Linked DNA regions of Mus musculus: region 1 is linked to region 2. A link is a contact called in ENCODE POLR2A ChIA-PET data. All regions are on one chromosome and are shown on one strand. The core of a region is the stretch at or near the end of the contact, and the rest is flanking DNA. Distances in the headings are between cores, read along the strand shown.

Region 1 (4,511 bases), core at 1,399-3,898, 69 kb before region 2:
GATACTCTATATCAGGAATAAAAAAGCTGTGGACTTTAGTCATATGAGCCACATTCTTCACGAGGGAGCTTGAATGATGGGAGCAAAACAAGCAGTCTGTTATTGGGATGGCACCTAGGGGTGGGCTCTCCTCAGCCGCTGCATCTTCTGCATCCTGATCCTCCACTCCAGGGTCCTCACATTCCAATCCATCATCGGAATCAATATCTTCCCAATCTTTAAGCCAAAGTTTTGAAAAATAAATTTACTTTTAAAGGTGTGATAAAGCAAGCACAATCAGAGATCAAATACCCCCAGACAAGTTTAAATGATAAAAACCTCTTTAATCTTTCTTTTCCAGCAGGAAGCTCTATAAAATAGTTGCTAACCTCTTTCCTATGCATTACTGCACCTAGCCCAGTACTGGACACCAAGTTAATTGGATTCCTATCTGGTTCAGTAGCTGTCTACCATTTGCACTTCACAGGAATACTTTAGTGTATATTTTGGTGTGTGCAGGGCTGCTATATGAATGCTTCTGTTTATATGTGTCCATGCAAGTTCAACTTAGTCACCAATGTAACACATGGGACCTCTAGGAACCTCATGAGTGAGTTGATGTCCTAAGAAAAGGACTTAAATGAACTGGCAAGTCTCCTTTTTTGTGTTTTGCTCCCCCTCCATGAGTACACACCCTAGATCTGCCTTTTCCATCATTAAGTAAGGCTTAGAAAAATACCCCTCCACAGAGCAAGCCCTCACTAAACAGTCAGGGTGCCAGTAGCTTCATTTTTTACTTCATCTTCCATGACTGTGGCAAAATAAGTTCATGTTGTTTATAAATTACCAGGCTTAAGATGCTTGGTTACAGAAGTATAAACCGACCAAGACATGAACACAAACACTGTCAGTATCAACAGTGCCGTGGGGGTGAATAAAGAACTCACAAAGTAAGGAACCTTGGGGCTGGCTGGAGCCCCACAAGTCAGGCTTGCAGGCAACACGAAACCCTCACTCAGTTTTAGTCAACTAAGTGAAATGTAAAATCCTAAGCCATTCTAACCACACATTCTACAGCAGCGTGCCAACAGCATAGCTTTCTGTGCACCAGTGTAACCCTTCCTGATCCAAACTAAAAGAATGTTTTGCCCGTTAAGAATGCGCCTCTACTCTTTTATTCTGTTTTTAATCAATGCCCTAGGTCCTGGATCCACCACAGAGACGCAGACAGACAAAGTGCCCTGTGGAAATGAAGAGCAGTGAGGCATTTAAACCACTTCTGCCCTCACTCTAAAATGTCCTATAGAAATCCCCAAATACTGTTCCCTTTCGGGTCCACACGAAGTTTGGTGCGTCCGGGAGCAAGCATAAGAATGGAGGTCTACAGCCCGGCAGTGGTGGCACTCGCCTTTAACCCCAGCACTTGGGAGGCAGAGGCAGGGGGATTTCTAAAGTTTAAGGCCAGCCTGGTCTACAGAGTGAGTTCCAGGACAGCCAGGGCTACACAGAGAAACCCTGTCTCGAAAAACCAAAAAAACACCAAAAAAGTATGGAGGCCTACAATCCATCTGCTTAACTAGTTAAAAGTCATAAACCAGGAAACATCTTTAAATCCAGGCGGGATGCCCTGGGCCTGGAACCCCACTCCCTCAAAGGCTGCGGTAAAAGGATAAGAAGAAAGTCAGGGTCCAGCCTGGGAATGGATGTCGCAAAGGTAAACACTGAAGAAGGCTCGGGCTGGGGGCCTCAGGGGAGGGCGACATCGCTGAACGTGGACCCAGCCCTTCGTCTCCATCGCGATGTCTCCCGGAGCCTCCCGCTCGCCCCAACCCCGACAGGACCCTTACCTACCTTCGTCTTCGTCGTCTTCCTCCTCTTCCTCTCCCTCCTCCTCTCCGTCCTCCCACTGCTGCTTCGCCAGCTTCTTCGCCTGCTGTTCGAACCACTGGAGCCGGGGCGGCTTCTCCGTCGGGTCTCGCTCCGGGACGCCCCGTGCGCCCGCCGCCGCCCTCCCGCACTCGTCCGTGGGCACGAAGGGCGCTTTCTTGGGGGACGTGGAGGGCTGGGCCTTGATGGCCTGCTGGATGGCGGCGTTCACGGCGTCCTTGTCGACGCCGTCCGCGCCCAGCCCCTTCTCCAGGTTCTTGGCGTTCAGCAGCTCCACGCGCCGGCTCGCGGCCCGCACCGCCTTCCGCTCCAGCTCGGCGTGCCGCCGGGAGCCGAGGTGGTTCTCGTAGGCGTTGAAGGTGGCGAACTTCTTGCCGCACGCCGTGCAGTAGGTGGCCGCGCCCTTGCTCGCCTCCGCCGCCTCGGCCACCGCGCGCTGCGCCCGCACCCGCTCCTGGAAGCCCTCGGCCGTCACCGGGGCCATGGCGGCCACCTTGCGCCGCAGGTTGTAGCGGTGCCAGTCCGTCTTGTAGTGCGCCCGCTGCAGCTCCGCGTCGCGGAACGCCACCCGGCAGGTGATGCACGTGAGAGCCGCCATCCCCGGGCCCGGAAGACAGAGACGACCCAGCCGAGAACCTTCTAAGCCTGACCGGCCGCCTTCTAGTCCCACAAACGCAGAGAACCTCCTTCGCCCACAGCCAGGAAAAGACACACCAGACACCAGCTTCCGGGCTCTAAGTGAGGGAACTTCCGAGTTCTAAGTGAGGGAACTTCCGACTCGCACAGGAAACTCTTGGCAGCTGGCTTAAGAAGGCCCGCCTGGGTCCCCGGAAATGACGAAGTTTCATGTCGCTCTCTTCGCGCCTGGATCCGCCCTGTCAATCAAAGGTGGGCGTGTGCCTGGAGGATGCCGCTGCCTCCTGAGGGCTTAGCGGTTGTGTCGCTTGCCGTGACGAGGTCAGAGGGATGGGCTTGTGAGGGAAAGAAGGGCGTGGGTGCCTGGGATGGTTCTGGGACTGCTCTTGAGAGATGGATCCCGTCAAGACTGTCTCTCGCGCCTCTGGAAAGGGGGATCAAACGTGGCGACAGCGTGGAACTTCCGGAGGCCAAACCGACCCAAGCTCTTTGCAGCGAAGGGGGCGGTCAGAGCTCTTGAACAGAAAAGATTCCCTGCTGGGAGCCGAAAGTACAGCCTAGCCACTGTCCCACAAAATATAATCCGAGCCACATGTGAGATTTTTAAATCCAAGTAGCCATATAAAAAGTCAAAGTAGAGACTATGCCCGGGCCTAACAAACACAGAAGTGGATGCTCACAGTCAGCTATTGGATGGATCACAGGGCCCCCAGTGGAGGAGCTAGAGAAAGTAACCTTATAGGTGGAACAACAATATGAACTAACCATTACCCCCAGAGCTCGTGTCTCTAGCTGCATATGTATCAGAAGATGGCCTAGTTGGCCATCAGTGGAAAGAGAGGCCCATTGGACTTGCAAACTTTATATGCCCCAGTACAGGGGAACGCCAGGACCAAAAAGTGGGAGTGGATGGGTAGGGGAGTGGGTGGGGGACCGTGTGGGGGACTTTTGGGATAGCATTGGAAATGTAAATGAAATAAATACCTAATAAAAACAAACAAACAAAAAAGTCAAACTAGGTGAAGTTGCTTTTAATGATCGAAATACTCTTTCAGCATCTAAAACTTTAAAAGGATCTATCTGTGATTTTACGCTCCATCGTGGGTACTAAACCTTGGAGACCCTGTGTGTATAACAGCAGCAATTCATATCAGTTCGATTTTTTTTTTCTTGAGACAGGGTTTCTCTGTGTAGCCCTGGCTGTCCTGGAACTCACTCTGTAGACCAGGCTGGCCTCGACCTTCAGAAATCCACCTGCCTCTGCCTCCCAAGTGCTTGGATTAAAGGCGTATGCCACCACTGCCTGGCAAATCCTCTGTTCTATCCCTGCCTTTAACTCACCCTGATTCAATGTCAATTGTTCTAACAGGTTAAGCAAGTATATTTTTGGTATTGTGTTAGAAATCCGTTGCTATGCTATTCTGCCTGAATATCTTTCTGCCAGCTTGCTCCCTTTTGTAAACCTTTGCCCAAATGCCTTTGGGGGGGGGGGGGTTCTAGAGCCTTTTGTCAAAAATAATGCCAGTATTTTTTTTGTGTTGTTGTTGTTTTTGTTATTATTATAATTATATCCCAAATGTTGCCCTCTCCTAGTCCCCTTCACAGAGTTCTTTCCCCTATACTCCCTCCCCTTCACCTCAGAGAGGGTGACCCCCCTCCTGCAAAGCCCCTCCCTGGGGTATCAAGTCTCTAGAGGATTAGGCACATGCTCTGGCACTGAGGCCAAACAATGCAATCCTCTGCTACATACTGCTGCAACACCCCATTTCTTAAGTCCTTACTAGGTATTGCTTTTTATCACTGTTATCTGTTGTGCTATATTGAATCACTAGTATTTAGCATCAAAACATTCAGTTTCTGCAAGGCAAGCGTGCCCGAGTTAGGTGGTTCTTATGTACTCTCACATGAGTTCATGGTGAACCTGTGGCGAAGGCTGAAGTAACCTGAAGGGTTAGTATTTTACCATGGCTGGAGGAGTCTCATCAGAGAAGACTCGCTTGGCTAATAGT
Region 2 (4,439 bases), core at 1,821-4,320:
ATACCCTCACCTCACAGGAGACACTGACCAAGAGCTGGCTGTTGGCTGAGTCCTTTTATCTCCTCTGGAGCCTGTCCCTGGAAGGAAAGTAGTGAACTCTCACCCACTTCGCTGTGCTCTTTTGACTTGGTCCAGCCAGCCAGTTTGCTTAGGGCCCGATTTTGCCTCCTACCAGAGGTGGACATAAAGCCAGTGAGCGTAAGGGTTTCTTCTGAAAGACACTCCTGCCCAATTGCTAAAGCCTAGCAGTATTGATAAGAGCGCAGACTCACTCTCTACTTCTGCAACCATGAAGAATCTGCTTGCTTAAATTACCCTCAAGAGCACGAGGGGATCACCTTGCAAAACCACCTGACAGACCAGGAAATGCCTACGCTTTAAACACAAGGACACAAAGCACAGCCCTATCTCTCATCTCTTTTGTTTTGTTGTTGGTTGATGGGTTGTAGAGACAGGATCCTCCTATATAACCTTAGCCAGCTTGGTACTCACTCAAGACTCAAGACCAGGCAATCCTCCTGCCTCAGCTCCCTATGTGCTCAAGTGCTAGGATTACAGGTTCACACCACCAAACTCATTTTCTGTCCCATTTCCATTACACTCTGACACTTATTCTGCGCCACATCCAATAGGAAATATTAACTATTGTGCAAAACTGTATCCAATGAAACACCACGGATCACGCAGAGGTGCAAGGTGTAGATAATGCCAAAGTAAACGGATGCTTTAGAGTAGAAGATGTGTGTCAGGAACTAATGGGGTTCAAAATTCATCCCCTGCCTTTGTCTTACGGTAGCATCCTTGAGGAAGATGACAATGCTTTCTAGCATGGCTTGGTTTTCACCAGCTATTGAGACACATGGAGCACAGAGACTGAAGATAAGAGGACAAGTTTAGAGTCAGCCTGGTCTACATCGTAAGTTATAGCCAGCCAGAGATGCATGTGTGGGGTTTGTCCAAAAAGGGCAAAAAGAATGAAAGAAGGGCAAAAGAATGAAAGACAGAAACAAACCAACCAAGGGTCTCCTTGAGGGTTTTCAGAGATGACCTTTGAGTGAGAAACTACCTAGAGGCCAAGGCAGCACAGCTGGACCCTCGGTTGACTTCCTATCCTAACAGTCCTGAGATGCTGAGTCCTGGTACAGGGCTGTGCAGACTGGAGAATCCATGAACACTGGGTCCTGGCATCTGATGAAGGCCCTGTGTTGTATCGTGATGTGGCACCAAGCTGCCCTGTGCCAGACTGGGTCTCCCCTCTGCTCAGCACACTAGGGATATTATGCAGGTCTCACATAATTTCATCTAATCACAGTCACTCCCTAGAAGTCCCACCTCTAAATGCCATTAACGTGTGAACTCGGACATTAAATTTTTAACACACGAAACCTTCTTTTTTTTTTAATATATATTTTTATTACGTATTTTCCTCAATTACATTTCCAATGCTATCCCAAAAGTCCCCCATGCCCTCCCCCCCACTCCCCTACCCACCCATTCCCACTTTTTGGCCCTGGCGTTCCCCTGTACTGGGGCCACACGAAACCTTCTGGGGAACGTTTTTAACCATAGCCCTTACTACTGGGCAAGAGGGTTAGGCAAAACAGTCCAATACCAGGGCTGGGAAGGTGCCTCAGTGGGTAAAGAGGACTTTCACCAAACCTCATGACCTGAGTTCAATCCCCAGGACCCACAGGCCGGAAGAACAACAGCAATTTCTTCACACTGTCCTCTGATGTCCACATGTGCGCCACAGCACACAATAAATAGATAAAAATATCTACATTGTTTTGAAAGGTCTAATGTCAATTGATTTCCCTTGACCAGCTCCAAGTCATCCTCACTCATCTGTCCCTGCCCCCCCCCCCGCCCCCATCGCTGGCAGAAGAACCCATCTAACTTAGCTGGATGAGTCTAACAGCTCTTCTCAGAGAGAGGCTCTACCACACATGTTAGAGACTTCTGAGCCCTTTAATCTCACTATAATGTCTGAAATTAAATGCCATTTCCTATACCCTAAAGGAATGGGATCTCAAGATTTTTTTTGTTTGTTTGTTTTCCAAGACAGGGTTTCTCTGTGTAGCCCTGGCTGTCCTGCAACTCACTCTGTAGACCAGGCTGGCCTAGAACTCAGAAATCCGCCCTCCTCTGCCTCCCGAGTGCTGGGATTAAAGGCTTGTGTCACCACTGCCCAGCGCTATTTCAAGATCTTATTCCTTGCTAAAGGGCAAGTCCTTTGAGAGAGAGGGAGAGGGAGAGGGGAAGGGAGAGGGAGAGAGGGAGAGAGGGAGAAGGAGAGGGAGACAGAGAGAGAGAGAGCACTCTCACTTAAAAAAAATGCATGTGGGCCTTGGGTACCATGTGTCAGTGAGTCATCTCCACCTCTCCACATGATGTGACTGCTGTGTTTTTGACAGTGCTCAGGGCAAACACCAGGGAGAGGAAACACATTTAGAGCAGGAACTCTCTGCCTTTGGCTATAGTCACAGAACCACTGCGTTTTAGCAGGGGTAGGAACTGAGATCAGCACAGCCCTGTCCCTCCATTTTACCACAGCCACAGGAGAGAAAGAAATGATGGATCTCACAGGACCCCAAATCCGAAGAGATTTCCAGAGCCATGGTGCAACCCTGAGTGGTGGAGAACGCTAGGAAACTTAATCCTGCCACACATACCCAACTCCACTAAAGTGGAAAGCAGATGGCGCCTGGCTCCCACTGTGAGGACCCAGATGCCAACCTCACAGACAGATGAAGAGATGGGACTTGGACCACAGGAGTCTGTGATGTGAGGGATCTGGGCAGCTGCAGGATTAGTGCTTGATTCTGCTCCTGTGGTGTCTGGGGCTTGGCATAAAGGCAGCTTCGGATCAGTGGCTCTTCTCAAATCAAATGACAGTAACGACAGAGACCAAGAGCAGAGATCAGAGGAGCCCAATGTGCACGGCACAACAGTGCTGTTAAACGTTACATCTCTGTGAGCTGCATCCTGGCTGAAGCTCTGCGAGGCTGCTGCTCCCACTGTCCTCATTTTAAAGGCAGTACTGCAAAATCCAGAGGATCTCCAGGGCCTTAACTAATACAGCCCTTCCTCCTGGCATAGCACAGACCTGCTGAGCCTCTGAGCCCCGACAGGGATCACAGACCCAGTCTGTGGACGGAGAGGAAAGACAAGCACGTTGCTTGTTAAAGTAACACTGAGGAGCTCCGGAAAGAACCTGATGTGGTCTCACTCTACTTTCTAAGATTTTTCAGAGGTGACTCGAGTCACCTTTTCAGATATAAGGTCACACACCCTTAAAAGGAGCCCCACCTGCAAAAGCCTTAGCAACCCTGTTTACCCACAAAGAACAGGGTTTCATTTTTTAAATGGCCTATCGACATCCACAGTTAGAGCCCAGAGAAAGGAACAAGGCTTGGCTTTGTGGACCATTAAAATGAGACTAGAGGAAATAAGTTATTTTATCTCTGGACTCACGTGCTATACCGCAAGCCAACTGGGAGAGTCCCTGGAATTTGGTGACTAATCAGATGCTGGCCTGGGAAACACACCCCTGAATGTCATCAGACTTCAAGCATTTGCCCCAGGAATCCAGAAATAAGCTGTCATCAAAGGGACGTGTGCCCTCTGGAAACAACATCCAGGGCACATTTCGTAATCTGCAGCTGGGACTCAGAGAGCCAGGAGACAAGGAAAGGTCAAGACCGGGCCTGGCCCTTACTGCCTGCTCGTCTTGTCTGGAGCCCCTGTGTTCCTTCTGGAGCAGGAGCTCACGAGCGGTTGGCAGGTGTAACCATCGAGTCCCGCACTTGCCTCAAATGTGTTTGGAGTATCTGTCAGACCTTCACAATCATTTTATTCAGCAGCTAGTTAATGTCAGGTAATTACAGGTCCTCGGCTCTCTACTTATCAAATATGACTGAAGTGAGTGGCATGTTTTTAAAATAACCTTTATTTTTAAAAGCAGCGTAGCCTTGCATAAGGAAAGTGGGGATGGCATTTGGGATGAACAGAGATGTGCTCATCTTGAAGACAGCACATGGCCAAACACTTTTCCATGTAAAGTTTGTGTGTTTATATTCCTCTGTTTTCTGGGTTAAGAAAAGAATGTGTCTGACATTATATATACATACACACACACACACACATATACATATATACACACATATATATAATCAGTTCTTCTAAAAAATGTTTATTTATGTCTGTAATAGGTGTGGGGGGGCACCACATATACAGACATCAGAGATTAACTTTGAGGAGTCTCCTCTCCTTCTACCCTGAGGATTCCAGGGTTCAAATTCAGGTCCTCACACTTGGTGGCCCTTATATTTGGTGGCATGTGTCCTTTCCTGCTGAGCCACTTTGCTGGCAAAATCAGTTCTTCAGAATCCTTGTTCTAAGCTTGTTATTTTGTGTTTTGTTTACAATGCAAAGGATCA

The links. ChIA-PET counts read pairs that join two places held with the same protein, here RNA polymerase II (POLR2A).
Region 1: POLR2A ChIA-PET joins it to region 2 with 10 read pairs in Patski. The contact joins the promoter of Zfp622 here to the enhancer-like site in region 2. POLR2A ChIA-PET finds 5 or more read pairs at or near these places in 4 of 5 experiments (Patski and embryonic stem cell).

What each region holds. Positions count from the first base shown.
Region 1 is chr15:25,982,503-25,987,013 of GRCm38, reverse strand. Zfp622 (zinc finger protein 622) reads right to left here and starts at 2,648. Exons shown (of 6, transcript NM_144523.3): 1 at 1,831-2,648; 2 at 1-216. The coding sequence starts at 2,464.
Region 2 is chr15:25,914,384-25,918,822 of GRCm38, reverse strand. The region is part of intron 3 of Retreg1 (reticulophagy regulator 1); the gene reads right to left. Among named protein-coding and RNA genes, the nearest start is that of Mir7212, 32 kb to the left of the region's middle. Within about 2 kb of position 3,070, at least 2 of the 3 ENCODE cell types and tissues checked have a DNase peak (open chromatin) inside an H3K27ac peak, as active enhancers do.